Linked DNA regions of Homo sapiens: region 1 is linked to region 2. Evidence: chromatin loops called from intact Hi-C (ENCODE). Cell type or tissue: gastrocnemius medialis. All regions are shown on one strand. Region 1 overlaps FERRY3 (FERRY endosomal RAB5 effector complex subunit 3). Region 2 has its middle 5.5 kb from the start of FGF6.

Region 1 (5,000 bases), 56 kb after region 2:
AGGCTGAGGCAGGAGAATCGCTTGAACCCGGGTGGCAGAGGTTGCAGTGAACTGAGATCGCACCACTGTGCTCCAGCCTGGGCGACAGAACGAGGCTTCGTCTCAAAACAAACCAACAAAATAATTAAGTTTAACACTGGAAAACGTCTGTGAAAGTGTATTATATAGGTACAAAGTGTTGTTTCAAAGTGATATAATGACATATACTAAAATCATAGATTTAAAACATAAATTCCTATGGTGTGCATTATAAAACATCTTTTGGTATAAGAAAACAGTAATTTAAAATAAAAAGAAATACTTACCAGGTAAAACATTTAAATAGTTCCTCTCAGCATTCTTAGTCTTATCATCATTTCCTCCATTTTGGTTTCCAGAATCTATTCATAAGACAATGCAATATGAAAGAACATAACAACATATGAGAATATGTTACTATGACTGCTCCCAAAAGAATCACAACAACAGCAAAAATTCACTAAGGGCATCTATGTGCCAGGCATTCTGCTATATGCTTTACATGGATGATGTCATTTAATTCTTACAAAACCTCTATAACCACAGCCCTGGGAGGTAAGTCCTACTACTATGTCCATTTTATGTATGAGGAGACAGAGGCTTGGATGGGTTAACTAACTTAACCAAGCATGCACAGATAAGTAGTGGAGCCAGGTCTTTAATTCACATACTCAGATTATAAGTCCTATGGTATTACCCATATTAGACATGCCAGTATCCTATTTTTCATCTGGGAGGTTCAGGGCACCAAGTTAACCACATATAAAATAACTTCATTAGATAGTTGTGGTGTGGCCATCTTTATTTTTAGAATCTGAGTCACTGTTGTTGATATAACTTGTTCAGGGCTACAAATAAATGGCTAGTGGGACCAGGAATCACTGTATATTCACCCCATTCCTAAAATTTATTTCTTACCTGACGCTATATACAATTATAACAGATAGGTGAAACTGTTTCAAATGAAACAGCTTTTTTTTCAGATATTTAACAGTTTTTCTTCTTTTTTGAAGGCACGCTATTTCTTAGAAGAATAAATAAAATAAACATTATGATTGAATATACATTATAAAGACTGAATGCAAATTATTTTACATATATATTTTAATAAAAGAGACATCTAAAGTTTATAAGAATTCCATCAGAACTCACAAATGCAAACTGAATATTAGCCTTCAAAGTAGCTATCTTTAAGAGATTGCATATTTATTCCAATTAAAAACTATTTTGGAATCTATTTTGGAATGGCCTTTAGCATCAGAAAATCACATGAAAACAGACCTTCAAACAAGTAAACAGCAAATATCAAAATATTATAGTTTTAAAAGAGATCTGAATAAAAGTAACAATATTTTTATCCAGTGACTTTGATAAATTGATTTATAACACTGTACTTTGTAAATGCACATATTTTATAAATCAAGAGTCAGAGAGATAGAAGGCTTTGATGCTAGAATCCATATTTAATGAATTATCGTTTCTAATATAGAGCCATGTGATTTGATAGGCTTTGAATAGATGTCTAATCGTAGCATAGATTATAAGGAACAATAAAGAAGGACTCTAATCTTGTTCACATGGAGTATGAACAAATAGAATCTCTGTTAAGTAAACGAGAGAGAACAGTTCATAGTCCATTTCCCTTTCCATGTTTTCATGGCAATACCTTGTTTAGTAATAGTAAGAAGATGGCTAGTTTTATTTTTTTTAAATGTATATAAATGTGTATAAACATTTTTGGCTTTTTATCATGGACCACAGAAATATGAAGATGTTAATATAACAACCATAGTAAGAAAAATAATGGAATGTCTTAGAATAAACAAGTAATTGCATATCAGGATGTAAACATGCAGAACACACATGTAGGCGTGCACAGAAAAAGATGGAGAAGGTATTTTCACAAAGTCCTTCTATAACAACATGCAGCTTTAAGAAAGTCTTTTATAAACCTACTTGCATCACTGACTCACTGAAACCACAAAGTAGTTGCTTGAACAAGAACAAAATAAAATCATGATATACACGCACTGCCTTAGCCGTATGTGGTTTAAAAACTTCCTGTCATTGACTGCACACTTTCTATCTCTCATAAATATACTTAGAATCCTCCTCCTCCTTCCACACCTGTCATGATCTCAATCTTCATGCTTTTAGTCACTACTAAGAATAAGGTTAAAATGTTTCTGATCACATTATTGCTAGTTTGTACGAGAAGAAGGAAGCTATTTTTACGTAATATGGATATGAGTTCTTTTTGCGAGGGTTGATAAAAGTAATAACAATTGGTAGAAGAATAAGAGGGTATACCGAGATTTTCTGAAAGGTTTTGTTAGGATATACTTCTATAGGGATTTTCTAATACTCAGCTGGCTCTGTTATATATAACACATATTGCCACAGCAAAACCTCCCTTTAGTGGGAATATAAACTGGTAGAAATACTATACAGAGTAATCGCCAATACTACGGAAAATTATAAACGTATGTGTCCTTTAACCCAGGAATTATCTTTAGGAATCTCTTCTGTAGATATGCTTACTGCTCACACACATGCACAATTATTCATATGCAAGGTTATTTACAATTAGTAGTCATTACTACTTATAGTAACAAAAAATAAGCAATAGATCAAATGTCTATTAGGAGGAGACTGATTAATAACAGGATATCCTGCAACAGACTACTATGCAACAGCATAAAAGTATGAGGATGGTCTTTATGGACTGATACGAAATGACCTCCAAGATAAATTACTCAGTGAAAAAGGCAGAGTACAGAATAGTGTTATGTAGAAAGCTGCCATTTATGTAAAAAAGGAAAATAAGTACACACATACACTTGCTTACACATACATAAACATCTGTCTGGAAGGTACATGTGAGATAGCACTGGGTACCTCTGAAGAGGGAAACTGGATGGCTGGGAACAGAGTTAGGGACACTTTCACTGTATGCTCTTTTGTACAGTTTGAATTGTGAATTTTGAGAGTGTTTTACCTATTTAAAAAATGATTAAAAACATATAAACTATTTTTTACAAGTTTATTGAATAGATAAAGAAACTGCAGTGAACCCTAGTCAAGTTATGCTAGTCAAGTTATGACTAGATAGCCACATTCTAGCTACGGGAGAAAGGAAAGAATTCTGTAATTTCTGGGAGAGAGGAAGATGGGAGATGGGAACAAAGACCCTTCAGAAAGGTCTTCCTTATATCAAGCAAAGATATAATATCTCTCTGCTACTGTACAACAGAAAATATATGCACCTAAAATACTACAATGGTTTCTTTAAACACAGCAGGTGCAAACAAAGAAAAGAAAGAAAAAAGCATTCAAAAGTACCAAACACAGATTTAAAGGTACAAACAGCCCCAATTTTAAAGCTTACCACATTTTATTTCCTGGGCACCAATATCAGGTTTTTATAAGAAATAATTAAATACTTGCCAGGTGCAGTGGCTCATGCCTGTAATCCCAGCACTTTGGGAGGCCAAGGTGGGCAGATCACATGAGGCCAGGAGTTTGAGAACAGTCTGGCCAACATGGCAAAACCCCGTCTCTATTAAAAATACAAAAATTAGCCAGGCACGGTGGTACACATCTGTAATCCCAGCTACTCAGGAGGCTGAGGCACGAGAATTGCTTGAGCCCAAGAGGCAGAGGTTGCAGGGACTGAGATCGTGCCACTGCATTCCAGCCTAGATGACAGAGTGAGACTCTGTCTCAAAAAAAAAAAGGAGAAATAATAAAATACTGTGTATGCATTCAAGCCAGACAAGAGGATGTTTGTGATTTTACATCTATGATACATGAAATATAAGAAAAACACAACTTAAAAAATATTTGAAATGACTATTACCCTAATATTTAGGTCCTGGGGGGAGGAGCCAAGATGGCCAAATAGGAACAGCTCCGGTCTACAGCTCCCAGCATGAGCGACGCAGAAGACGGGTGATTTCTGCATTTCCATCTGAGGTACCGGGTTCATCTCACTAGGGAGTGCCAGACAGTGGGCGCAGGTCAGTGGGTGCGCGAGCCGAAGCAGGGCGAGGCATTGCCTCACTTGGGAAGCGCAAGGGGTCAGGGAGTTCCCTTTCTGAGTCAAAGAAAGGGGTGACGGACGCACCTGGAAAATCGAGTCACTCCCACCCGAATATTGCGTTTTTCAGACCCGCTTAAAAAACGGCGCACCACGAGATTATATCCCACACCTGGCTCGGAGGGTCCTACGCCCACGGAGTCTCGCTGATTGCTAGCACAGCAGTCTGAGATCCAACTGCAAGGCGGCAGCGAGGCTGGGGGAGGGGCGCCCGCCATTGCCCGGGCTTGATTAGGTAAACAAAGCAGCCGGGAAGCTCCAACTGGGCAGAGCCCACCACAGCTCAAGGAGGCCTGCCTGCCTCTGTAGGCTCCACCTCTGGGGGCAGGGCACAGACAAACAAAAAGACAGCAGCAACCTCTGCAGACTTAAATGTCCCTGTCTGACAGCTTTGAAGAGAGCACTGGTTCTCCCAGCACGCGGCTGGAGATCTGAGAACGGGCAGACTGCCTCCTCAAGTGGGTCCCTGACCCCTGACCCCCGAGCAGCCTAACTGGGAGGCACCCCCCGGCAGGGGTACACTGACACCTCACACGGCAGGGTATTCCAACACATCTGCAGCTGAGGGTCCTGTCTGTTAGAAGGAAAACTAACAAACAGAAAGGACATCCACACCAAAAACCCATCTGTACATCACCATCATCAAAGACCAAAAGTAGATAAAACCACAAAGATGGGGAAAAAACAGAACAGAAAAACTGGAAACTCTAAAACGCAGAGCGTCTCTCCTCCTCCAAAGGAACGCAGTTCCTCACCAGCAATGGAACAAAGCTGGATGGAGAATGACTTTGACGAGCTGAGAGAAGGCTTCAGACGATCAAATTACTCTGAGCTACGGGAGGACATTCAAACCAAAGGCAAAGAAGTTGAAAACTTTGAAAAA
Region 2 (5,000 bases):
GGGACCCCTATGGATGTGAAGTGATAGAGAAAAGAGTAACAGGTGGAAGAGGCCTCTCTCCATGGACCCCTCTTGCAAATAGTTGGCCAACAGCCTTTGGGGATTGTCAATCACTCTCGCTGGATGAGCCAAGATCCAGTGGAGGTGAGTGGGAAAATACGTTAATGTCTATCTCCTCCCACAACAGGGTCCTTGTCCCCAAGGGGGATACCACAAAATACAGATTTGTCAGATTTGGCAATGCTTAGCCACACCAACCTTCCGCATCATCTGCATGGCAGAACTCCCTCCGTCACATCAGGTGGTTGCTCTCTGTGACTGCTGTGTGTTACATAATCAGGATCAAATGCCTGATGGGTGACCAAAAGGGAAAGCACATAAAACTCAGATGAGCCTCATCCACGTAGATTGTGAAAAGCTGTGCTTACTTGTACTTTTTACATTTGGTTTTGAAAAACTAGCATTTGCCTTTTTCTATAGATAATTTGGAAAATGTGGAAAATGATAAGGTGGAAAACAAAATAGCTGTTTGTGCTTAGTGTCTTTGTCTCTTTTGTCTCAAAGTCTGTCTTTGTGTGAGCTTGGCACAGCGGCCTTGAAGCCTCCCTGTATCTCCTCCCCATCTTGCTCAGACAGGCAGCTCTGCACCTATCCCTGGTTTTTTTAGTGGTAGAGATTGCTCACAGGATTTAATCGGCATGAGATGGACATGTGTAGAGATGAGGATCGAGGAAGGATTCCTGCCCTAGGCCTGAGCAAAGAGGGACATTTGCAGCTCATAAACTTGCTACATGAGGGAGAATTCAAGAGAAACAGTTTCAACTGATCAACAGTGTCCAGGTTGGACTTCCGCAAAGACAAGGCAGCCATTATCTTGCTAGCTATTCCCTGGGGAAACCTAAACTTTGTACTTTCCTAGTAGAACTCAACTTTTCCCAGGCCTCACCCACTTACACAGTGGGAGCCATTAACAGTTATAATCCACATTTCCCTAGTTCTTGCTTCTTCCAACTCATGTGGAACTTCACCCCACTACAAACCACCCCCAAGATATTTCTGCAGTTTCAGAGCATGTCTCACATATGTTCACGAGCATGTGACTGCTTCTGCCTGGGCACATTGCCAGGCACCTGCGTGGATCTCCCTGTTCTCCAGCCTTTCCACCTCCTGCTGGGCAGCCCGGGGGTGTTCCCTTTCTCACTATAGCTCAGCACCTGAAGCCCTCAAGGAGCCAGAACTGCTTTATGTTCTGTTTCAAAGCCAGGAAGAATACCTTAGTCCCCGTCTTCATGTTATACCTATTAAGGAAATACCTGGCCAGTACTACTCATGCCCTGGCAATCTGCTGATTTGAAGTTCTTTTCAGACTCCTTGCCCTGCAAAGGACTCAGTCTTGTTATGGGTTAAGCTGATCAGGTGGGATTCCCATTTCCTTCCATGTGGATTATTTTTCTGGAGGCCCCTCAACCCCTCAGACAAATACACTTCTGCTGGGGCCGGCCTATCTGCATTGTCTATATGTGTCTGAATCCTGGCTTGAGTTCAGACTGGAGACCCTGCCCCACTCCCAGAGACCCCTACAATGGGGAGGGAAGGAGCCCCTGAACACGCAGCTTTGTGGTCTGGTTGGTCACCAAGTATTTGCAGAGTTTTCTGGGAGAAAGATTCTCCTCTCCACACTAGCAGTCATCTTCTTGCGTTAAAGTGCTTCTTGATCTATCCCTTCAATCTGAGCCCCATGTGGCTGTGTCTCTCAGCATGACTTCCTATCTCCTAGCGCTGTCTTTCTTCTCTGTCTCACTCATGCTCTTCCCTTCCCCCTCCTTACTATGCTCCAGCCATAGATGCAAGTCTAGAGGCTCAGCCAACTGCCAAGAAAGCAGCGCCTCAGGGCTGGCTGACCACCACGGCCACACATCTCAGCTGAATCTGCAAAGGGGCAGAGGAGTCAGATAACTTTCTGGAACTTCGGAACCTAAGGGATTTTGGCTCCGCTCAGAGTTTTGCGGTTTCTCAGATTTGCCTCTCATGATCATCGTCTAATAATACCTGCTGCATGCTGAGGCGGGCATGCACCCTGCCAGCCACCATGCAAAGTTATGTAAAAGACTCAGCCCTTAGTGGCAGGCTCCCCAGTGTGACACAAAAAGGCCCTCCCTGTCCTGACCTCTCCCGGCCTCTCCAGCTCCATCCCCTGCCTCTCCCTCTCTGGGAATTTTTGCTTCAGCAACCTCAAATGGCCTGTTGTTCCCAGGCATACTGTGTGCTGTTTCTGCCTCTTGTTTTTGCTCAAAGTGTCCTCCCTTTGCCTGGTGAATTGCTTCCCTTTTAAAGAGTCAGCTTAAATGTCACCTCTGGAAGTAATCCCTGACAACCTTCCACCTGTCTCTAAACTGGATTCAGTGGCCTGTTCCCCTCCCTGCTTTCCCTGCCTCATTGATATTTCACGTGATTATGTTTGTCACTGCCCTTACTGGGTTTATAACACTCTGACAACCCTGCCTCATTGATATTTCGCATGATTATCTCTGTCACTGCCCTTACTGGGTTTATAACACTCTGACAAGGTGCTGACTTTGATAGTGAAATCCTTAAGGCACCAATGGCGTCTTACCTGTCTCTGTATCTTCAGAACGGAGCACCGTGCCCGCCATGCAATACAGTTTATGAAATGTTTGAATAAGTGTTGTTGAATTAAAGGCTTTAAATCCATGGATTTCACTAGACGCGTTATTCTCAAACAAGGGCCAGCCCTCTGTAGAGGAGTGATCAGAATTTTGGTAGGAGTGGGATATTAATTTGAAAAAAGCACTTTCAATATAATGATTTGCATTTTGTCATTTAAAATAGTTACATTGAAGAATTCTGCTTTCACTATGATGGAGAAACTTGTATTGCACTTGCACTCCCGTAATAAACAAGAAGAAAATGGGACAAATGAAACAGCAGTTTTTAAACATTGGATAACAGGAAGCACAGGACTCTGACCCCTGAAAAAAAGGAAACAAATAAGATGGACCCCATGATCGCATCTTCTTTCTGCCTGGAGGCACTCTCCAGATCTCAGAGCAGGAAAGGAGAACCTACACAGAGTGCAGTGGTGACCGTGAGTGGAGGGTTCAGAGACTGAAGTTTGGCGAGGCTAAGGCAGTCACAATTTGCAAAGCAGAGGAAGCTGCGTAGAGAAAGGGCTGCAGAAATCGGTATATAGGTTTGCTCTTGTGTTTGTTGCTGAAAGCAAAGCCACACAAGTACGGATGAAACTCCATGAAATTAGGAAAAGCACTGCCAGAAAGCAGTGAGGTGAGCAATCCTGAGTGCTCACACGGGGCAGCTTTGTTCAGACCAGCCAGGTGGAGAGGACTAGATGTTCTCAGCGGAGAGTATTCAGTACAGACCCCAGAAGGGTCCTGTCTTGGTAATAGGGATAAATAGGCTCTGCAGGAACTGGATTTATTCTTTTGCCCCAAATAACGAGAACATCGCAAAAACACATCAAAGAACAGTTTTCAAGACATTAGACACCAGGCAACAAAGAACAGTGATTCTTGAGAAATGAGAAGCTGAGATGAATCCTACACTTCTACCAGCTGACTGATTTAAGAGAGATTTCAGGCATGATGCAGGGAGAAGAAACCTTGTTGGATCCTGGAAAACACCTTGAATTGAGGAGATGAAGCTGACTGAGAAAGACTAAGGCAAAGAGGGCTTTCAGGGAAGAGTACCAGAGAAGAGAGAGCTGCACAAAAAAAGAAGCTAGAGATGCATTGAGGGACCCCCCTCAAGTGGTCACAGAGTACTGATTAGCACATGTGTACACTACCTGAGGCTGGAGAAGGAACTAGGGAAAAAGATTAGAGGGAGCAGTATCTGGAGCTCGTACAAGACTGGAAACAGTACCTGTTCCCACCAGCCAGGCTAGAAAATATCCTCATTCCTGGGGTGTTGGGTTGAGTCTTGCCTCGCTAGTGGGGAATAATTATCCTCAGACCAAATGCTGCTCTGATCCCACCTAACAAATACTATAAGCAAACACAAAAAGGATCAATCTGTTTTCAAGTATATTAAATGCACTCTAGGAAAAAATTCAAGAATATTTATAGAACATCAGGCCGGGTGCAGTGGCTAAGGCCTGTAATCCCAGCACTTTGGGAGGCTCAAGGCAGGCAGATCACAAGGCCAGGAGTTCAGGACCAGCCTGACCAACATGGTGAAACCCCACCTCTACTAAAAATACACAAATTAGCCTGGCGTGGTAACGTATGCCATAATCCCAGCTACTCAGGAGGTTGAGGCAGGAGAATTGTTTAAACCCGGGAGGCGGAGGTTGCAGTGATCTGAGATCATGCCACTGCACTCCAGCCTGGGTGACAGAGTGAGACTCCATCTAAAAAAAGAAAAAGAAAAAGAAAAGGAAATAGAAATAAAATACATACAGCCCTGAACAGGGCAAAATTTTTATATTAAATTGACATATAGTAAAAAATGCCAAGTCATGCAGAGAGGTAGGATAATATGAGTCATAATGAGGAGAATAATAATAAAGTTGAAACCAACCTGGAATTAACACAGATGTTAGAATTAGCAGACAGAGACATTAAAACGGTTATCATAACTGTATTTAATATGTTCAAAAAGTTAAAGAGAAGAAATGTTAAGTAGAGACATGGAAGATGTAAAAAAGATCCAAATTAAACTTCTGAAGATAAAAAGTACAATGCTTGAGATGAAAAATACACTGGACAGGTTTAATGACAGGTTGGACATTACAGTAGAAAGCATTAGTGAAAGTGAAAACATAACCATAGAAACTTTTCAACATGAATCACAGAGAAAAAAATAATCTAAAAAATGAACAGAACAGACTTCTGGGTTATGGTCCGGTATATAAGTAGCTTGAAAGTTGTCATTTGATCCTAACAACAAGTAAAAGCCCAAACACACTAAAAAATAATCAACACTTTTTCTCAAATTTGTTAGAGAGATGATGTCATATGAGC

The links. Hi-C counts contacts between places; a loop is a spot of excess contacts. Peaks named below come from ENCODE experiments on the same cell type or tissue, not always from the same donor. Only the 100,000 strongest peaks of a DNase experiment are listed, where the experiment ranks them.
Region 1: a loop joins it to region 2, with 3 times the contacts of the local background. A loop is called at or near these places in 1 of 110 quality-filtered maps.

Annotation. Positions count from the first base shown.
Region 1 is chr12:4,505,001-4,510,000 of GRCh38, forward strand. It overlaps FERRY3 (FERRY endosomal RAB5 effector complex subunit 3), which reads right to left. Exons shown (of 14, transcript NM_020374.4): 10 at 306-380. Among named protein-coding and RNA genes, the nearest start is that of FERRY3, 31 kb to the right of the region's middle. RefSeq lists an enhancer at 4,224-4,858. In gastrocnemius medialis, no CTCF peak of the experiment used is centred here; no DNase peak of the experiment used is centred here; H3K27ac peaks cover 697 bases.
Region 2 is chr12:4,448,833-4,453,832 of GRCh38, forward strand. No RefSeq gene overlaps it. Among named protein-coding and RNA genes, the nearest start is that of FGF6, 5.5 kb to the left of the region's middle. RefSeq lists an enhancer at 1,672-2,374 and a silencer at 1,991-2,285. In gastrocnemius medialis, no CTCF peak of the experiment used is centred here; DNase peaks (open chromatin) are centred at 289, 1,129 and 2,109; H3K27ac peaks cover 3,340 bases.